Regions from separate parts of the Mus musculus genome. Here region 1 is linked to region 2. A link is a loop called in an ENCODE intact Hi-C map of the cell type or tissue named here. Cell type or tissue: heart. All regions are shown on one strand. Each heading gives the region's core, and the rest is flanking DNA. Links, peaks and the distances in the headings are about the cores only.

Region 1 (10,998 bases), core at 1,064-9,063, 360 kb after region 2:
AATGCTGGCTTCTGCCCCTGCTCCCTTCTGGGGAGCCTTCCTAATGCTGCGACCCTTTAATATATATAGTTCCTCATGTTGTAGTGACAGCCAACCAAAAATTATTGTGTTGCTACTTCATAACTGTAATTTTGCTACTGTTTTGAATCTTAATGTAAATACATGATACAAAGGATGATATACAACCACCAAAGGGGGTGCAACCCACAGGTTGAGAACTGCTGCTCTAGAGGAAGCCAGTTGCTATGTGAAAGGACACTTTGTATGCATCCAGAGGTCTACCTGGTGAGAAACAGAGTCTCCAAGGTCAAAGCCAAGGACTGCACCAGCCTGGGCAAGCCTCTGGCCTGCACTGTTGTTCTGTTAGGTCCTAAGCCAAGCCTACTACTCACTCTGCTCAGCCATTCCCAGGTCCTGACTCTAGGTTTGGGGATAAGTATTGAAGGGCAATAGATGGTTAATGTGTTAATAAGATTAGATTATGAGACTAAGCGCTACTAGATGAAAGTTATTGGATTTTGATAATTACTCTTTTCCATTTCTCCCTTCATTTTGAAAAACAAGGTTTTTCAAAGTCCTCCACCCTGGGACTGTAATTCAGTGGTACATTGCTTGCCTGGCATGTATAAAGCCCTGGGTTTACTTCCCATACTGAGACAGTACATTGTTTTGCTTTGAATAGTTTCCGTGCTACTTTGTAATCTACGTGCCCCTTTATTTTAACTCTGAATAAGAAGCCAAGAGCTTAGAAACAGCCAGCCCAAGATCCCAACCACCAGTAATATAACTGCAGTAACAAAATAACAAACAACAAACAAACAAACAAAAATAACAAGAACAAAACAGTGGCTCCCCACCCCCCAGCCCCATCCTTGTTTTGTTGCTGTTGTTGCTGCTACTTTGAGAACAGGGTCTTATTATGTAGCCCAGACTAGCCTGGAACTCAGTATGCTGTCCATACTGAGCCTCAAACTCTACCTTCCCGCCTCAGAAACCCAAGCACTGCATAAATAGGTACCCAACAACACATCCAAATTCAACGCCCACCTTCCCCATGAAGCTCATCAAAATATCTCTAGGACAAGCTGAGTGAGCCTCATCTGAGTGCTTGGGAGCAGAAATGTCCCTGATGAGGCAATATTCGCATACACATAATGAGCTGTCTTGGGGATAGAACGAGTCTAAACATGAATCATATTTATGTACACAGACGAAAGGTAATTTCATGCAATGTTGTGAATGAACCATGTTTGGGCACCTTGTGGCATCAGGCCCCCGGCTAGTCTGAAACTGCGTTTATGGTCACAGACTCACAGAGATCTGCAGGCCTCTGCCATCTCAGTACTAGGATTACTTTAGTATTTAATCCAAGCACTTGGGAGGCAGAGGCGGGATTAAAGTCATGCATCGCTATATCCAGCATACTTTTTTTTTAATTATGTCTATGTGTATATGTGTGTGTGCCTTCATGAGTTTATGCACACCAGGTATGTGCAGGACCTCACAGAACTCAAAGGAGGATATAGCATCCTCTGGAACTGGAGTTAAAGCTAGCTATGAGCTGCTATGTGATGGTAGGAATATAGACATGGGCCCTCTGTAGTTCCTTTGTGAAGATTAGGAATCAGCAGTTAAGAACTCATACTGTCCTTCCAAAGGACCCAAGTTTGGATCCCAGTGTCCCCATTAGCAGGCTCACAACAGCCTGTAACTATAACTCCAGGGGGATCTGATGCCTTTTTATGGACCCCACAGGCACCCACACTCATACCCACATACCCACACATTGACACAGGTATATGCATATAATTAAAAAAATAAAAAAACTGGGGGGGTGTGGGCTCATGTCTTTAATCCATGCACGCTGGAGGCAGTGGCAGGCAGATCTCCAAGTTTGAGGCCAGTCCAGTCTACAGAGTGAGTTCCAGGATACACAGGAAAACCCTGTCTCAGAAGCAAAGCAAAAAATAAAAAAATAGGGCTAGACTGATGGCTCAGTAGTTAAGACTGCTTGTACTCTTCCAGAGACCTGAGTTTCCCGAACCATGTTGGATGTTACAGTTACCACTGTAATTCCCACTCTCAGGGAATCTGAAGCCCTCTCTTATGGTCTCTGTACACAAGTGGCATGCGCGCGCGCACACACACACACACACACACACACACACACACACAAATAAAATTAAAGCTACAAGATAGTACGTAGCAAGTAAATTACAATTATTCACTTATTTGCATGTGGGAGTGTGTGCCAGGGATGTCAGAGGCCATCAACCTGACCCATCCTGCAACCCTCATGTTCCCTTTTCTGCAGTATTTTTCTAGCTTGAAAAGAGAAGCATTCATTTCCTTCTGCTCAGGATTCACTAAGGTGATGAGGTCATGGGTGTGAAGGCCCTAGGGGAGAGAGGCTTTCTTTGCTCCAGGCAAATCTTAGCATAGCTCCACAAGCTACTCTCAGAAGAAGCTCTGAAATGGAGTTTCAGAGGATAATTTTTTGCTGCTCAAGGAGCTAAAGTCAACAGTTATCTGAGCTCCAAACTGAGGACCACGGCAGGAAAGGACTTCTTTCACAGCACAGAGGTCAGAGGTCAGGGGTCCGCTCCAGGAGGCCGATGTTCCAGCTCAGAGCTCCCTACCTCTGCCTACACATTGTGCAACTAAACATGATGACACAGAGTTGGCTTAAGGGACAGGGTGATCCAGTCTTCACAAGGGTATTCCCTAAACTGCTCCACCTTCTGGGTGTCTCGCCAGGGCCACTAGACCCCAGGATCCTTTCTTTAGGTCTTGGGTTTGAGGCTCAGTGACAGAGCACATACATTGTATACACAGGCCCTGGATTCAACACCTAGCACCACAAAACAAAACCATAAGCCAGGTGTGGCAGCTCACTTCTGCAAACCCAACCCTTGAGAAGCTAAGGCAGAAAGATTGCTATGAGTTTAAGAGTCATCCTGGGCTAGGTATTCACTTACAGCCAACCTGGGCTATGGTGATGTTTGGTAACGATAATAACAAAATGAATCCTCATAAGTATAATATATATTGTTATACTACATATTGTTGTATTACTATATTATATATATTAATTACTTCAGAAAGCCAGTAAGTGGTATGATTCTTTTATAGACACTAGAACTGGAAGAGTGAGAATAGAGGGGGAGTAGGAGGGGGAGGAGAAAGAGGAAGAGGAGGACACTATTCCTCTAGAGGACGCTGAGTCTTTGAACACTGGTGTCTTAGAGTCCTGTTTACTAGTATCTGCACATCTCTGATGTGCCCGACTCTCTCACACCTTGTTACACTGTCTCCTTTATGTCTCCTTTAATCGCTACAATGATTCAAAAAGCCAGGAAACTCTACCTTGTGAGAGATCAGAAGGCTGAAGCTCCGGGGTTAAATACTGACCCCAGGAGACACAGCTCATGAGTAGGAAGGCCTAGGCTGGAGAGAGGACACAAGACTTGAACTTTTAACCAGTGAGACCCATGTTAAATTGGAGTGGAAGCCTGCCTACCCAGTTCTACCCCACTCGACCTACATCAACATAAGAGTCACTACTCCTTGGGGACAGATGGGTCACTAGCTGTGTTAAATATGATGATATAACTCCAGTTAATACCAACCTCAGTCCTGAAAGGTCTGTTTTCAGTCCTGATTTTACAGATGAGGAGACAAAGGCTCAGAGAGGCAGAACAACTTGCCTGAGGCTGCCCAGCTGGCAAGCCAAGGGCAAACTTTCAGGTTTCTGGGTTAAGCTTTGGTCTGCAAACTATCTTGGGTAAGACTTACTTCCCTGGCTAGATTGGAGGTAGCACTTGACCAATACCTCCCTGCACTTAGCAATTTGTCTTGATAAGGTGCCTGTTCATCTCCCATTAAATCCTGTGTCCCCAGAGGCAGACACAGAACAGAGAGGCCCTCAAGCTATTTTTTTCCTTCACTGCTGCCCTCTGAAGAGCAGCCGGGCAGCCTCCACTCTGGAATCCTGAGGTCACCAAGGAGTCTGTCACATGGACTAGCTTGACTGGCAGGATGGACTTTACCAAGTTTTTTTTTTTTTTTTGGTCTGTGCTTTGTGCAGACAGGGTCTGAAGACAATGGGCAGGAACCACAAGAATGACACCTGAGAGGTTTAAGGATTTGTACCAGGAAGAAGCCTCAGGTTCATTCCCAGAAGATAAGCTGCTAAAACACAGAATACTCCTGGGAGACCTCTGGGTTGAGAGGCACTGGGAGGAAAATGCTCTCCACTCCACAACTCTAGACCAGCATCTCCGGAACTCAGTTGAGATTAGAGCTTGCCCCCAAACAAGTACAACTGGTTTTGCCCAGCACTTCCCAGGTGGTCTGGCTCCATCTTGTATCCTACCTACCTAGCTAGCTCCCAACAATAAACGCTTTCCAGCAAGCACTGGGGTTTTTCTTCTCTTCTTGTGTAATGTGCCAAGGCCTCATGTAAGGCCTTCATTTTAAATTAAGCAATGAGACTAGAAGCCGCCATGCAAAGGAGTGGGGTGATTTCAAAGGCAAGATAAGCGCTGCTCTCGGCTCCTTAAACTCTGCTCTGAGCTTTGGGATTCCTGGTTGGGGAAGAAAGTACCCTGTCGGCCCAGTGCTGAAGTGGAAGCAGGGCAGTGTGGGCAGGAGAGATGAACAGAGACATGCTTCTCTGGAAAGCCTGCAGGCGGCAGGGTATGCATGTGGAAAGGCCAGGTACCCGCATTCCTATATGGGTTCTCTGCCCTACCTCCCTGCCTCAGTTTCCCCATTATGCAGAAAAGGATGGGGCTGCCTCTCGAAGACTCTCTAGGGCGATCCGGAGGCCTGTGTTCTGCACTACACTGCTCTCTGCAGCTTTCCGGAGGGTCCCGAAGCCGGAGGACCGTGCGGAAGGTAAACTGAGAAACGACTGCAGCTCTGGCCACGGCCTGCGCCCTGACAGCAGCGTCGGGCTCGGAAACAGTGCATCCGGGCTGGAGACAGAAGTTCCCGCGGGTCGAACGGCCACTTACCGGCATGACTGACGCGGCACACACGGGCAGTGGCAGCGGCGACGACGACTGGAACTCCTCTCCCGGACACCAAAGCTGCGCTTCCGGAGAGCGCTCCTGAAAGCCCCGCCCTCAGGCCAACCCATCCTTCGGCCAGGCCCCGCCCTAGGGCTGGGCTCCACTTATGCCCCGCCTCTTCCGGGGCTAGCTTCGTCAAGGCCCGGCCCTTTGAGGAAGGATCTGCTAAATTCCCTGTCCCTTCCGGTCCAGTTAGAGCTAGGTTCCTCCCTTGGGCTGGCCTCCTCTTGCTTACCGTGCCTTTCGATATGAATATTTCACTAGGTCCCGCCTCTCTTTTGGGTTAGGTCACGCCCCTCCGGACGCGGAAAGGCCAGGCTTTTTTGAGGTCAAGCTAAGGCTATCTTGTGGAGGCCAGACCTGCGTTTTCTGCTGGGTCATTTCTGAAACAGGGCTAGGGAATGCAAGGCCAAGGCTCTGGGAATAAAAGATCTGGCATCTCCCTAAAGGGACCATCTCTCTTGCTTACCACTCAACTCAGTCCCTAAACTACAGTGGCCTGACCTAGGGCGCCAGGCCTGTTGACCCGGATACTAACGTGGCTGAGGCAGAAGATTTCTGGGTTCAAGGCTTACTGCGGCTGCAAAGTTCAAGGGCATCCTGGACTTCTTGAGACCCTTTCCTGAAAAAACATATTAAAAAAGAAATCCAAATTTAAGGCACATAGTAGATAAATTCACAACTGTAATCCCAGTGCTTGAAAAGTTGAGGCAGAGCTGGGCCAGGTGGTGGTCATGCCTTCCTTCAATCCTGGCCCTCTGGAGGCAGAGGCAGGTGGATCTCTTAAGTTCAAAGCCAGCCTGGTCTACAGAGCAAGCTCCAGGGCTATGCAAAAAACAAACAAACAAACAAACAAACAAAACAAAACAAAAAACCCATGAGACTGCGTCCTTCCCACCCAATTATGGCAGCCCCAGTAAACCGAGTTACTGCATGGGTAACTGACACCCATGAAGAAGATTGGCTTCCTCAAGAGTGCCAGAAGGACCAACCGACTGGATCTATCTCCTCTACCAGCCATTTGTGTCCTTGAGCTGGAGGCTGAGAGGAGATCCCTAAACTAAGTAGGCAATCTGCCATTTTGTGTGTCAGGATGGGTTCAGTCTGAAACCATGCTATAATTTGAACATAAAAGTTATAAGAAGTTGGCTAACAGGGGAAAGCCTAAGAATCTAAGACTAGCTGGATGGGGTAAGGGTGGCACACATGTGTCTATAAACAAGCATTCCCGGGGCTGGCGAGATGGCTCAGTAATTAAGAGCGCGCCGACTGCTCTTCCAAAGGTCCCGAGTTCAAATCCCAGCAACCACATGGTGGCTCACGACCATCCGTAACGAAATCTGATGCCCTCTTCTGGGGTGTCTGAGGACAGCTACAGTGTACTTACATATAATAAATAAATAAATCTTAAAAAAAAAAAAAACAAGCATTCCCCCTACACTCCAGAGGCTGAGGCAGGGGATTTATGAATTGGAGGCCAGTCTGAGCCTCATGAGAACCTGTCTTAAATAAAATGAACTAAAATAAAATAAATGTAAGAACATAATAGGCTGGGCGATGGTGGTGCACGCCTTGCTCCCAGCACTCGGGAGGCAGAGGCAAGCGGATTTCTGAGTTTGAGGCCAGCCTGGTCTACAGAGTGAGTTCCAGGACAGCTAGGGCTACACAGAGAAACCCTGTCTCAACCCCCCCAAAACAAAAACAAAAACAAACAAACAACAACAAAAAGAATTGGAAGCAGGGGGATTGCTGAAAGTTCAAAGCCAGTCTACACTACAAAACACCATGTCCCAAGCACTAATAACCCTTCACCCTGATACAAAAGTGTGATGGATGTGAGAAGATTCAACTGTCCAGAAGGTTAAGACATAAGTGTCCGAGAAACAGGTCCCCCTGCAGAACGTTCTGGCTGGGAGGCTTCTGGGAAAGCATCTATATCCCCAAAGGGAACTGATACCACTCTCTGCCTCCTTGCTCCAACTCCACATAACTTCTAGAGAACAAGGACCTTCCGTCTAGCTGTCCATGACAGAAATGTCCCAGAGGCTGATGCAAGAGCCACGGAGCTAGTGCTGAGCACTGATGGCCCCAGACTTATTCTGGGGGAAGGGAAGCCATCTTTATTTCATCTCCTGAAGTCAACTTTCTTTACTTGCCCTTGACATGCCTCACTGAGAGTCCTCACCTGATGATGTACAGCTTGCTTCTGGCCTTAATGCACCTAGTGTTGCGATGTCACCACACACAGTTCCCTAAAATTAAAAATAGAACAAATTGGTATGTGAGGAATTGTCTGCCATTTAAAGTTTTGCTAGATTGATTGACTGCCTCTCAGAACAAGGGAAAAGGTTATTCTATCTATCTATCTATCTATCTATCTATCTATCTATCCATCCATCCATCCATCTTCGACATAGGGTTTCTTTTGTATAACTCTGGCTGTTCTGGAATTCAGTCTTTAGACTAGTCTGCCCTGGGGCTCAGAGATCTGCCTGCCTCTGCCTCCTGGGTGATGGGATTAAAGGCGTGAGCCACCACCTCCACCCATGTAAGGTTTTAATTTTAAATTTAAAAAATATTTTTTCCAGGTTCATAATTTCTTGTACAAATTGAGTTTTACATAGTGGATTCACATCAGCTCCTTCAGGCACGGGACTTAACAGATGAGGTCAGACATTTCCAAGTCCATTTCTCTTGCTTTCACAGCTAGAGTTGTTTTAGGCCTTAACTTGAAGTATAAGACCAACAAAGCAATGCCTCCGTATATGGCCGGGACACAATTTATTCTACCTGTGAGGGTGAAAGAGTTGAAATACTTTTAATACCGGTGAACTGGAATTGGCCATCACTTTCTGGACCAGCCATGACTTTAATCTGCACCCAAATCACAAACTCTGCAGCTGATGTCCTTTGACAAACCCAGCGACCAGCTCGGTGTGACTAGAAGACAAATCTTCCCTGCACGCGACTGACAGGCCACAGGGACTCTTAAAAAATAATTTTTAAAAAATTGTAGGGGCTGGAGAGATGGCTCAGTGGGTAAGAGCACTGGCTGTTCTTCCAGAGGTCCTGAGTTCAAATCCCAGCAACCACATGGTGGCTCACAACCATCCGTAATGGGATCCAATGCCCTCTTCTGGTGTGCCTGAAGACAGCTACAGTGTACTCATATACATAAAATAAATAAACTTTTTAAAAAAGCCATAAAAAATTGTAAATATTATTGTGTGTGTGTTACGCACTGATTAGCCATGGTGGTGTGTGCCTGGAGGTCAGGGGACAGCTTGCATGAGTGGCTTCTCTCCTGTGATGGGTGCCTGGAATCAAACTCTTTAGACTGTGGAAAGAGCTCTTGTTGTCCTGGTTTATTTTACTATTTTTTTTTCTTTTCTTTCACTTAGTTAATTAATTTTTGAGACAAGATCTTACTATGTAGCTCAAGATGGGCTCAAACTCCTAACCCCAGGCCTAAAGTGAAGATACACACCTTTAATCTCATCATTGAGGAGGCAGAGGTCTCCTATGAATCCAACACCAGTATGTCTGCATATCAAGTTCCAAGCCCATCAAGGCTACATGGTATGATCTTGTCCCAAAACAACAACAAAAAGATATTTATAGTATGGGCCCAGGTGACTGCAACAATCTGAGATTCATCCTCAGGCCCCATATGGTAGGATGAGGGAACAGGTGCAGTCTTGTTGTCCTCTGACCTCTACAGGCAGGCCATGATGTGAGCATATTCACGAGCGGAACACGGCGATCCGCGCCTGTCATCCTAGCAGTTGGAAGGTGAAGACAGGAGGGTCAGTGATGTGTTAGAATGGCCGGTCGAGACTAAGCCAAGACAGTACCACGTGGAAGAGGTTTTATTGGGAGGGAGACAAGATGGCAGCAGAAAGAGAAGAGGGGAGGAGGGGGAAGAGAAAGGGGAGGGGGCGTTCTCCTTATTTATATGGAAAATGACATAACGCAGGTAAAGGTAGGTAAGCCAAGAGGATTCTGGGAATATGCTGCAGGTGCGCTGTCGCCTATATGATGTCATAGGTTTGGGAGGTCCTGCCAACAGTCAGAAGTTAATGGCCAGACTGTTTGACCCTGACTCAAATAAAACAGCAAAAAAATTAAACAGAAAAAAAAAATCACAGTGGCAAAGGGTACAGAATGGAATCTAAACCTGTTTTCTCCACTGGGACAAAGTACATCCCGCTCTCGGTAATCATTAACTGTTTCTTGTGACTCAACTTCTTCCTTGCCAGTGCAAAGACACAGACATAGGCGGGCCTGGACAGCCCTGGCTCTTCAGTGTTTCCATGGGAGCTTCTGCCATGCTGACCTGTCTTATGCCTGGCATAATGTATCTGTTTTGCCTGCTTCTTTGCTCTAGGTCTTTTGGACAGCTCTGTACTGATACCTGTAGACTCATCTGATGGATGATTTGGTGGCTGCCCCGCTGCCCCTTGGAAGTGGAGATTGTGTTATTGTATTTGTTAGTGTTATTATGTCTGACAACTATCTTTCTTTCTTTCTTTCTTTCTTTCTTTCTTTCTTTCTTTCTCCCACGTAGAGTGGTAATCCTACTTCCACAGTGGTAGTACTCTGGGCCTGCAACAAGATACCTAGCTTTGACTTCTCTCTGTTACAAAGGATGCTGCCCTGTAGTAAGTTTTCTTTCTTTCCTTCTTTCTTTCTTTTCTTTCTTTCTTTTCTTTCTTTCTTTTCTTTCTCTCTTTTCTTTCTCTCTTTTCTTTCTCTCTTTTCTTTCTCTCTTTTCTTTCTCTCTTTTCTTTCTCTCTTCTTTCTCTCTTTTCTTTCTCTCTTTTCTTTCTCTCTTTTCTTTCTCTCTTTTCTTTCTCTCTTTTCTTTCTCTCTTTTCTTTCTTTCTTTTCTTTCTTTCTTTTCTTTTCTTTCTTTTCTTTTTTTTTTTTTAATTTATTTATTATTGTATGTAAGTACACTGTAGCTGTCTTCAGACACACCAGAAGAGGGAGTCAGATCTTGTTACGGATGGTTGTAAGCCACCATGTGGTTGCTGGGATTTGAACTCTGGACCTTCGGAAGAGCAGTCGGGTGCTCTTACCCACTGAGCCATCTCACCAGCCCTTCTTTTCTTTTCTTTCTTTCTTTCTTTCTTTCTTTCTTTCTTTCTTTCTTTCTTTCTTTCTTTCTTTCTAAGATTTATTTATTATTATATTATGTAAGTACAATGTAGCTGTCTTCAGACACACCAGAAGAGGGCGTTAGATCTCATTACAGATGGTTGTGAGCTACCATGTGGTTGCTGGGATTTGAACTCAGGAACTTTGGAAGAGCAGTCAGTGCTCTTACCCACTGAGCCATCTCACCAGCCCATAGTAAGCCTTTGTTTACAGAGTTTCATGAAATCTATAGAGGACTGCCCCCGCCTCCACCCCCAGCCCTAACTCCAACCCCACGATTGGAAGACCTCAGGGCCTGTGTGCGATCATTGGCTTTACAAAAACTTTTTCCCTCTCATTGAGAGGCTTCTTTTTGCAGTAGACGGTGGTGAACACAGAGACTCATGATTTGATCAGCACGCTAGAATAAGAGACTGTGGAGTTCTCAGCCCTAAATGGGATGCCAGTATTACCTTTTATGGCTCTTTGTGGAATGGGGGCAGAGACAGTGGGACGATTCAGGACACAACAGGGCATCTGCCCATATGAACCTACAGTGACAGTGACAGCATGCACCTGGGAGAAGTCTAGCCAGAGGATGCTCAGCAGTTTTACCCTTAGCTGAGGAGCTACTGGCAACTGGTTACTAGGAGAGAGAAGGTCAGGTTTCCTCAGGTGGAGGGCACCAGATAGGCCCCCATTGCTCCAGTAGATTGTCCTACGTCCATGCACATAGTGGCAGTACTATATGAACCCAGTGGGAACCCCATGGAATTAGGGGGAGA
Region 2 (10,998 bases), core at 1,112-9,111:
CTCTTGTGTGTCACAGCATACAAGTATAAGTCTGAGAACAACTGTGAGAGTTAATTCTCTCCACCAGGTGGGTCTTGGGAACCAAACTCATGGTGTCCCGCTTGAGAGCAAGCACTTCTAATCACTGGACCATCTTGCTGCACCAACCCTGCTTTTATGCTGCTGCTGTTTGTTGTTGTTGTTGCTTGTGGCAGTGGTGGTGATGGTGGTGATTGTGGTGTGTCTGTTGGTTTTTTTTAGACAGGTCTAACTATGTAACTCTGGTTGTCCTGAAACTCACTAAGGTAGATCAGGCTGGCCTCAAACTCACCCATATCTGCCTACCTCTGCCTCCAAAGTGCAGGGATTAAAGTCACATGCCACCACCCAGCCGCACTCCTGCTTTTAAGACAGGGTCTCGCCATGTAGTTCTAGCTAGCCTAGAATCCAAGCTGAAACATGAAGCAATCCTCCTGTCTCAACCTCCCAAGCACTGGATATAGGAGTTACCACACTCAGCCATCTAATCACTTTTGGTTATTTTGTTTCCAGAGTTTCTGTTACATTTGTTCCTTCAGGCCTGGGTGTGTGTGTGTGTGTGTGTGTGTGTGTGTGTGTGTTTGTAACACTAGAAGGGAGTTGGAGTGTAGTTTAGTGGTAGAGTTTCTACATGGTATGGGAACTACATGGTATGGATTGTGGTGGGAAGAAAATACTTTAGTTCCGGACTTTGCTTAATGTTGGCGGTGACAGAAACACCATCGATACTGAGAGAACAACTCTGATTTAGTGAAGTAACCATTGTCTAAGGCCTGGAACTCACTACGTCGGCCAGGTTGGCTTCAAATTCCTGGCAATGTGCCTCGACCTCTGGAGTGCTGGGTTATAAAAGTACACCAACAGGTGATGTGGAGATAAGAGCTGTTATCTCATCTTAAACCAAGAGGTAAACAACTTGAGTGGAAAGAAAAGCTGGATGTGGTGGTGCACACCTTTGATCCCAGCACTTGGGAGACAGAGGCAGGTGGATCTCTGTAAATTCAAGACCAGCCTGCTCTACACAGCAAGTTCCAGGCCAACTAGCGAGACCCAATACCAGACCAAAACAAAAAACCCAAATAAACATGTGAGAATATGGAGGCAGGAGGCTCATGGGGGTATTGCTACAGACATACACCACCACACCCTGCATATACATTTGTGTATTTCTCTTTTGTGGGGCTGTAGATCTAAGCTAGGGCTTCAGGCAAGTGTGTGACCACTTACCTATATTCCATCCCCAGTTTTTATGTTTGTTTGTGGTGCTCAGATCAGACCTGGGTTCCCAGGCATGCTAGGTAGCTAGCTGCTCTGCCATTGAGCTGTGTCCCCAGTTCTCCTTTATGTTAATGAAGAAGTCCCAGCTCTGGAGATGGAGATGCCTGAAGCTGTCCTGCAGTAGCGCTCTGAGAACAGCTTCCCAGAGTGGTGTTGTGCAGCCTTGGCTAGAAGCCACTGCCTGATTGTCAGGATACTGGCTTTCAGGTCTGCTCATCTCTCAATGATTCTCGTTTTAACCAAGAAAAGGCAAAGTCAACCTCCACAGATGCTTCCCCGCTGACTCAGGAAGGCACGCACCCCCACTTTATATTGCTTTAATGGAAGTTTTCGTCTTTGGGGACTCTTGCTTGGTCTCGTATCATCTGTTGATTTCTTTAGTTGCTACTGCTCATCACTAAGACTCCAGATGTGAGGAGGATGGGATGAGCCTTGAGGGGTGTGGACAGGGCCTTTATTTTGTCCAGTTGTCAAATCTGTCAGTGCATAAGAGAGCTTATTACAGAATCATCTTCCTTATGATATATTTACTTGCTGATATATTTAGCTGTATCAAGGTCTCACACACTCCAAGCAGACTCAGAACTCCACAGGGAGCTGAGGTTGACCTTGAACTTCCGATCCTTCTGCTTGTACTTCACAAGTGTTAGAATCACAAGCAGGTACCACCATGCCCAGTTTATATGGTGCTAGGCTGGAACACAGAGCCTTGTGCATACTATGCAAACACTTTATCAAACGAACTACACCTTCACCTGCATCCTTATGATTTTTAAATCCTCATTTTGCAAATAGAAAATTGAAGTCAGAGAGCTGAGGCCCCTGACCACTCTTCTATAGCAGTAATGGGGCAGGGCCAGAATACAGCCTGCTGAACAAGCCTGTCCCATCTCTCTTTCCATTGTTGTTATGGCTTGCTTTCCAGTCATGGCGTCTGTGGGATTCTAGAATTTCCTTCAAAGCCATTCATGTGGGAGTACCAACCTGAAGGAATGTGTCCCTTCACCTACCTGTGTGATGCTGGAGGGTTGTCAGGCAGAGAAGATGGAGGGTTAGGGGTCAGGAGGAAGTGAGTGATGCGGGTGAGGGGACTTGGCAACTGTGTAAAAGAATGAATAATATTCCAGCATGACCAGTGGTTTTTTTTTTTTTTTCTTTTTAAAACAAAATCTCAATTGTTCAATTTTTACCAATGAAGAGATTCGGGAGCCAGATGTTGGGGTGAAAGCCTGCTCAAAAAACCTCCTTCAAACTGAACGTTCCTCCTTTCTATGTCCTGTGCCTCTCTCTGTCCTCCTGACTCCCTCTTACTCTCTGTTTTTCTCTTAATAATATAAGATGCTTCCTCTTCATCAATTGGTTGCTTGTTCAGTCTATTAACCTGTACTTTACTTTATTTAATCCTGTTTACAATATTCAAGCAGAAACCTCTTTGATTAAAGGTATGTGCTAAGGTTGTGCCCCACCACAACTAAAACAGGTGTTTCCAGCAAATAACACAATCTCAGGGTTCACAGTGTGATCAAATATGCTGTAACAGTTCAGAGCTAGGACTGTAGTCCTCTCTATCTAAGGGTAAGGCCACACAGACAACCCCTACAACCTGTGAGACCAGCCACAGTATGAATGACCTCTCTTCACTTTGCTATGTGACAGTGGGAAAGGGCTTCTCTCTTCTGGTCCTTGACTTGCATCTGTGCGTGATGAAGGAGAGAGTTTAGTGTGACAGAACCATTGGGTAAAGTATGCAGCCTAGTTAATAGAGATGAACCAATGTCATGTTTTTAATGATATGAAATGTATTCTAATATGAACAAAGGGGAAACTAGACAGGCACACAGAATGAATAAAACAAAATGTAGCTTAGGACACATTAAAAATTGACAGTCTTGCCGGGCGTGGTGGTGCACGCCTTTAATCCCAGCACTTGGGAGGCAGAGGCAGGTGGATTTCTGAGTTCGAGGCCAGCCTGGTCTACAAAGTGAGTTCCAGGACAGCCAGGGCTACACAGAGAAACCCTGTCTCAAAAACCCAAAAAAAAAAAAAAAAAAAAAAAAAAGACAGTCTTGTCAGGTGCTGGCTATTCATTAGTAACTAAAAGTTATAGTCCCACATCTAATTTTAGGAATATTTTTGAGGCAAGAAAAAGGAGAAAGGAGAACCAAGACCCTCACTCTATAACTAATCAAAGTCATGAAAATGAATCTTTATTTATTTATTTTTTAACATTCTGCAGAAAGGGGCATAGAGAAAAAGCAAATCTAGCTGGCTTGTTGAACTGATGAAAGACAGTGGTTTTAAGTCCTGATGCAGAGAAGTTCCTTCCCTTTCTCTCGCGTAATTTGGGACTCAGGTACAATCATTGCACCTCCCTGAGTTGTTCATCCTGTTGGTTTAGGACAATCTTATCTAAAATTACCATCTTGGGGCTTGAGAATGCCCCCTTTACTAAAGATGAGCTCAGAGGACTGCCTACAGCTTTTCAAGGTTCAATTTTTTTCTTTCTTTCTTTCTTTCTTTCTCTCTCTCTCTCTCTCTCTCTCTCTCTCTCTCTCTTTCTCTCTCTCTTTCTTTCTTCTTCTTCTTCTTCTTCTTCTTCTTTTTTTTTTGAGACAGAGTTTCTCTGTGTAGCCCTGGCTGTCCTGGAACTCACTCTGTAGAGCAGGCTGGCCTTGAACTCAGAAATCCGCCTGCCTCTGCCTCCCAAGTGCTGGAATTAAAGGCGTGCCCTACCCCACCCCCTGCTCAAGGTTCAGTTTACAACATGTGACAGCCACCTGCTAAGTGGAGAGAGGTTCTTTGAGCCTCTTGCTTAATCTGTAACTCTGACAGGTTCAGTAGCTCAGACTTAAGGCAGAACAGTGATTTATTTTTTTCCTTTCCTTTTAAAAAAAAGTTATTTATTTATTTCATGTATGCGAGTACACTGATTGCTGTTTTCAGACACAGCAGAAGAGGACATCGGATCCCATTATAAACCGTTGTGAACCACGATGTGGTTGCTGGGAATTGAACTCAGCACCTCTGGAAAAGCAGTCAGTGCTCCTAACTGCTGAGTCATCTCTCCAGCCCTGTGATTTATTTCTTACAGAAGGAAGATAGGGAAAAAATCATGGGTGATAAGAAGGAGCCCCTTCACCTGGAATCTGGTTGGAGCAGAAAAGCAAGAATCCCTGCACAATTAAGTATTGCTTAAGGCTCCCACATTCCCAGTTGTTAAGTCTACAGTTTTCTAGCAATCTTACTAGAAATTCCATTTACCAAGAAGCACAGGCACTCAGCTCCCTGTGCAAGTTCAGTGGTTTCTGGTTTCAGTTAACCAGCTTGGAACCCTGCTCAAGGTACCTTTGGAGCCAATCCATAACCGTAGTTATTGAATAAAAAAACAGGGATGGGCTTCTAAAATCTTGTAGTCAGAATGAGAACTCTAGGACCTAGAGTCTTTGAGAAGGCCACAAACCTACTTTCCAATGTGACTTAACTTTGTTCCGGGCGCTATTTTGTCTCTTAAGTCTCATGTCTTAAGCCTATATTTTAAATAAAATCACTAACTGTGCTTCACCGTGAGGCTAGTCCTCAAATTCTTTTCAGCGACAAAGCCCAGTTTGGCCTTGGTGAAGGTCTCGAACTCCTCCTCGGGCCATAAGGGTGACAGTTGGACGTTCTTTCTGTCAACGTTTCTGGTATTTTGTACTTTGGAAAGTAAACTTTGGTGTCTAACGAAAAGACTGCGGACAGCGATAAGCACCACCATCTCCTAAACTCATCGTTAGGCGCAGGCGCTTTCCCAGGTCTAAAAGCCTCAGGACCTGGCAGCGCTTTAGATGCTGTTAAATGCCAACAACCACATGCCAGGAGTTACAATATGAGCAGGAAACTGGCAGGGAGCTTTCTCTCTGTGTAGAGAGGAACCTAGGAAGGAAAAAACTGAACCTTGAAAAACACTCCAGAACTTCGCCCCGCCCCGCCCAACAAGCCCCGCCCATCTCGCCTATCATCCTCACCCAACCGCGTGTGGAGCCCTGCTTCTGCATTCAGCTCCGCCCTAGCACTCGGCCCTGTCCCTCCCGCCTCTTAGCCCCACCCCTCCCGCAGTCCCGCCCCTCGCGCTCCGCCCTTCTCCGTCCTCTTAGCCTCGCTCCTTCCCTCAGCCCCGCCCTCAATCGACCCCGCCTCTTTCGCAGAACCTTTTTTTTTTTTTCCTCAGAACTCAGCTCCGCCCCTTCCTCCGCTGGCTCTGCCCCTGCAGTAGGCCGTTGAGGGTGGGGCTGAAGCAGGTGGTGTTTGGGGCGTGGCCGGAGAAGTCCCGCCTAGGGCCTGCAATCTCAGCCCCGCGGGGCGGAGCGCTGAGCGCAGCCAGGCTGTGCATTAGCGACCTGCTGTCTTTAAAGGCAGCCGTGAGTCGCATTGCCTAGACCGACACGGAGGACCATCGCCATGCACCGTCTACCGCTGCTGCTCCTGCTGGGCTTGCTGCTCGCAGGCTCCGTCGCCCCTGCGCGCCTCGTCCCGAAGCGCGTGAGTGTCCCCGATCCTGGAGCAGGCCTTCAGCGACATCCCGGGACTGATGGGTCCAGACTGTCCTAGAAGGGCTCCTCTCCTCCGAATCGTCCTGTCCCACCCATCCTTTCCGGGTGCAGAGCAGTGATGCGAACGCTCTTGTCCTAAACCCAGGTTCTCAGTCTGTGACTCGCTGCATTCCGGGCCCTCTTCTTTCCCTGTTTTCTGCTTGGCTCTGAGGTCTTCCTGCTGGTAGGAGGGTTGAATGTTGGGCCCGGAGGTTCAAACTTGGCTACCAGGTTACTGAGGGCCAGCAGTGTGATTCCAAAGCACCTAGCTGTGTGCCACTGAGACCCTCCATCTCCTGACAGCCTTTTACTTCCCTGTCTCTAATTCCCTGCACTACAGACCACTGGGAAAGGGGGGTTCGGTCATTCTGAGGGGAAAGCCCAGTCCCATTGCCTTTTGTTGTGGCCTAAAAGTGCAGGTCCTCCAGACCCTTCCTGCCAGGACCGGCTGAAAAAAGGGGGAAAGTGTTGTGGACGATCTTAGCTTTAGTGTATAAAATGTATGTCATGTCAGCATAGGGTGAGGGCTTTCATGAACCGAGGGTTTGCAGAATGCCCAAGGAATAGGGCAGTTGGGGCCAGTATGGCCTTGGCCTTGTTTGGTCAGATGCAGGGAGATGTTACATGTGGGAGGAAGGACCTTTTGACCTCACTGTCCCAGAGGCTAGTCAGCTTGTCTCTTTTTTTTTTTTTTTTTTTTTGGTTGTTTGAGACAAGGTTTCTCTGTATAGTCCTGGCTGTCCTGGACTTTGTAGACCAGGCTGGCCTCGAACTCAGAAATCCGCCTGCCTCTGCCTCCCGAGTGCTGGGATTAAAGGCGTGTGCCACCACGCCTGGCTCAGCTTGTCTCTTGACGTCTCCTGGTGTGGGAATTCAGGTCTTGGTTCCACAGCCGGCCTTGTGAGGTGGAGCCCAGTTAGAGGCAGTAGGCCTGCAGATGACATCCCCATTTCTCCTGTATGCTTTGCCTGTGGGTGCCATTCCAAACTTTAGGGGCTCAGATAGGCAATTTGGAGGGACTCAGGCATTGTAGGCACCAACCTCCTTTTGGCTGTTAAGGACTTTACTCAAGATCACTCAGTGACATTTTTGAACCTTACTCTAGAGGCTTATGGTCGCAGAACTTGAGTCTGCAGTGACCAGTGAGTGACTGAGTCTTCAGAACCCTGGGGTCTTCTTGTATCACTGGTCCTGTGACCCTGGGCTGTAGTGACTCTGATATGACTGGCTTTGTGCTGGGCACTTACTAGACTCTATGTTGCATAGTAGGTGTCATTTATTATATACCTACTGTGTGCTGCAGATTGAGCTTTGTACTTTTCCTCTTTTAAAAAAAATTGTTTTTTGAGATAGGATCTCTGTTGTCCAGGCTAGCCTAAACTCTTCTAAGTAGCTAATGATAACCTTGAACTATACTGATCCTCCTGTCTCCATCTCCCAATTTTGGAGTAATTCATAAGGATAGCATAAAGTTCTGTGTATTTACCTAATTGCTTTTGTTAGTACCCCATATTATCAGTGTGCTTGTTAAAACCAAGCCAGTGTGGGTCCTTTACTGTGAACTAAATTAGGCTTTATTTGGGTTTCCCATGAATGTCCCTCTCTATTCCAGCACCTGCTCTGGGGTTCCCTATTGTCATCCCTGTCACATCGTCTCTCTCTTCTCAGGCCCGGGGCAGAACATTTAAATGAGCTTGGCTGCCTTCAGGCGCTGAGTCCTGTTGCTTTGTGTACAGACTTCTCCTCCTGCCATCACCCTGACAGAAGATATAGTTATGCTCACTTAATAAATGAGGAAGTTGAACCTCCAGGGGTTAACATGCCAGAGGTGTCTGCTAGTGAGACCAGGGCTTAATTAGCATCTGTTAGTGAGAGCAGTAGTGGTTGGTGTGTGATTTTAACCCATGCCTGGATCTGCCCCTATTCTGCCTATGTAGCCACATCTAGGCTAGGGATGGCATCTGCCAGGTTCGAGGTACATACTGCTGATCGCTATCCTCCCTTTCCCCAAGAGCCTGGACTCAGCTGCTGGAGTACCTCACAGCTGAAGCTGCCCAGGCCCTGCTAGTGGAGGACCACCTTGTGAAAAGTCCCCTACTAGGGCAGGGGGGAAGGGGTAATGGGAGAGGGTGGAAGAGTCTAAAAAAGGACACTCTAGAAACTTCCCTGAACCCAAAGTCCTCCTTGGTGTGAATCAGGCTGCTGAGTTGGAAAAAGTAGCCTCCTACCCTGTCAGCCCAGGTTACTACTTAGCCATTTTTTTTCATTTATCTTAGGACCAGCCACTCCTCCCCCAGTCCATCCTTCTCCAAGCGCCGTACTTTCTTTCGAAGGTGTTCTACTGCACATGGCCAGTTTGCTCTCTTTGACCTATGAGGGCTTATAATCAATGAGACTGCTACCCTTCTTCAGCGAGGTCCCTCATTCAACGTGTTTAGCCTGTTGGCCTTTCTGTAGTACTGGAACCAGCTGAGCTTCTACCTCAGGGCCTTTGCTTGTGCTCTGTGTGTATTGATGGCTAATTTCTCATCCTGAAAGAATGTTTTTAAGTGTCACCTTTCAACCACCCTAAGTAAGACCTGAGTTACTCTCCACACCACCTTCAGGCACTCTAATATGTGGTCGATCCTCCTTTGTTCCCTCCCTCCCTCCTTCTCTCCCTTCTTTTCTTTCCGTTTTTTCTGCCCCCTAGTACTTGGGTTTGAACCCAGGACTTTAGGCATGTTAGGCGAGCTCTCTACCACTGAGTTACACTGCCAGCCTGGGGAACACTTATTTACACTAGACTATAAGCCCCACAAGGCAGGGAAGAACTGCTTCCTATTGTTTACAAAGCCTCAGTCCAGGCCCTGAAATAGTCGCTTCACAAATACTTATGGAATGAAGTTTGAGCAAAATACCTGCTGGTACCTACCCTGGCCCTGCCTTTCTTAGTCACAGTGTGGCCTTTCATTCCAGGAATCAGAAGCCCATGCCAAGAAGCTTGAACATGGAGTTTAACAGGCTTACATGGATCTCACGGAGTTGGTGGCAGGAAACAGAGGCCAGGGAGGCACATGGCTGTGTTTTAGTGAGCCAGCTCATGCTTTGTGTCTGACACAATGTCATGAGTTGTCACATACGTGTTCTCACCTTGCAACAGTTCTGGGAGGAAGATATAAAATGCCTCTACTTAAAAGATGTGGAAATCAGAAATCAGGACTCCAATTGTATGTGTTCCAGGCTGGGATTCCAACCCAGGTCTGTTTGACTGGAACCTAGGCTTCCTGCCTGGCACTCCAAAGCCATACCTGTCCCAGGTCCCTGGGATGCTTGTTTTCCATCCCAGGCTGGTTATGAGCTCACTGTGTGTTTGAGGATGAGTTTGAACATCAGAGCCGAGTGCTGGGATTACAGGCATGTGCCCTGTGCTGGTCTTGCTGGTCTTAGATTGCCTTTTGTTCTTTTTTGAAGACAGGGTCTCACTATGTAGCCCAGGCTGCCTTCAAGCTTGAGATCCTCCTGCCTCAGCCTCCCTAGTGCTGGGATGACTGGTGTATGTCAGCATGCCTGGCTCCTTTAGTGCTGTAGTAGATCATATAGGTGACTGACTCTGTGTTCCTTTCCCATAGGACAGAGGGGCTCTTACTCTTGTCTCCTCAACTCAACTTGGAGCTGAGCCGCAAGTGTACGTGCTTGGAACCCACCTTAAAACTTTTGACCCAAGGCAGTGCCAGGCCTTGTGTCATAAGGGTCACATACATTGCCTCTGGCCATAGGGTCACACACACAGCTTCTTGTGTCATAATTCCAAGGCTTGGCAGAGAGAAGCTGTGGTCTAGCACGGATCAGGTGTTCTCTGGGTCCGGATGGTTATGAATGGGTTAAGATGGAGGCCAGGCTGGCAGATTTTCTAAGGCTGTGTGTGGATAATGGCAGTGCTAAGTGTCTTTGTAGGGGGTTTTGGGGGTGGGGCATGTGAGTGTGTTTTGAGAGGGAGAGACAGGCAGACAGGCAGACAAACAGACAGACAGAGGTGTAGAATGAATCCCAGATCCTAAGGTTCTGGGGGCTGGTGGTCACATTTGTTGGATCTAGGTCACGTGGAGGAAGATTTGAGAAGTTCCTCTGCAGAGGAGTGGTGGGTGACTCAGGTTGTGCCTATGGTGTGGTTCACGACAGGGGAGTAAGAATGTGGGTGTAAGGTGAGAAAGTCATTGCTCGTCACTGAGGGACCTCCTGTAGATCTTGTCCTGTGGGTCTTGTTCCCTGGACGCTGAGGCTTGGGTTACTGTTGTTTCTCCTTGTGTTCTTTCTCCTTGTTCCCCCTTGTTGCCGACCTAGGATTGGACAAGGGGTGGGGCATAATCAGGCTCATGGGCATGGAATACAAGGGTGACTTTCAGCAGCTTGTCTTGTGGTGACCTCCCAAAGCTAGCTGGAGAGAAATGGGTGGCAGGGTCAGAGCTCAGAGAAGGTACCCTCAAAGCTAAATGAGGCTAATACCATTATTAAATAGAGTATTTTCTGTATTCATTGACTTGTATACAATGTATCTGTATCGTATCCAATCCCACATTCCCTTTCAATCCAGCGCACCTGCCTGCCATTTTTATCTTCTCTTAATAACCCACTGAGTCCAATTATTGCTTCTCATATGTGCATGGGTTAGGACATGGCTATCTATGAGTATCACAAGCCCCCAAGGTATAATGACTCCTCCTCTCTGTAGCCACCACTGCCAATACTTCCTTAGCTAGGGGTGATTCCTCTCTCCCTCCCTCCCTTCCTCCCTCCCTCCCTCCCTCCCTTCTTTTGTAGCCTAGGCTGGTTTAGAATGACCACATCTTCCCTTGAGTGTTTACATTATGGGCTTGCACCCATACAGCTAGCTAAGTCTCTCTCTCTCTCTCTCCTGCCCTGCCCCAGAACAGGGTCTTGTGTATCTAGACTGGCCTGACATGGGCTATGTAGTTGAAGATGACCATGAATTCCTGATGTTCTACCTCCCAAGTGTTGCCCCTGCCACCACACTGGGTTTGTGTCATGCCAAGGATAGAGCCTAAGGTTTCCAATATGCCAGGTAGACATTCCACCAACGGAGCGACATCCCAACCCCCTTAGTTTTAAAGTTCAAGGTCTGATATAATGGGCC

What was found. A loop is a pair of places that touch in the nucleus more often than their neighbours do. Peaks named below come from ENCODE experiments on the same cell type or tissue, not always from the same donor. Only the 100,000 strongest peaks of a DNase experiment are listed, where the experiment ranks them.
Region 1: a loop joins it to region 2, with 2.2 times the contacts of the local background. A loop is called at or near these places in 2 of 42 quality-filtered maps.

The regions. Positions count from the first base shown.
Region 1 is chr11:55,456,070-55,467,067 of GRCm38, forward strand. It overlaps Atox1 (antioxidant 1 copper chaperone), which reads right to left and starts at 5,139. Exons shown (of 4, transcript NM_009720.3): 1 at 5,019-5,139. The coding sequence starts at 5,024. It also overlaps the pseudogene Gm12235. In heart, for the core only: a CTCF peak has its summit at 4,669; a DNase peak (open chromatin) is centred at 5,232; H3K4me3 peaks cover 2,121 bases; H3K27ac peaks cover 1,973 bases.
Region 2 is chr11:55,092,431-55,103,428 of GRCm38, forward strand. Gm2a (GM2 ganglioside activator protein) reads left to right here and starts at 5,555. Exons shown (of 4, transcript NM_010299.3): 1 at 5,555-5,814. The coding sequence starts at 5,734. In heart, for the core only: no CTCF peak of the experiment used is centred there; DNase peaks (open chromatin) are centred at 5,591 and 6,691; H3K4me3 peaks cover 1,742 bases; H3K27ac peaks cover 1,550 bases.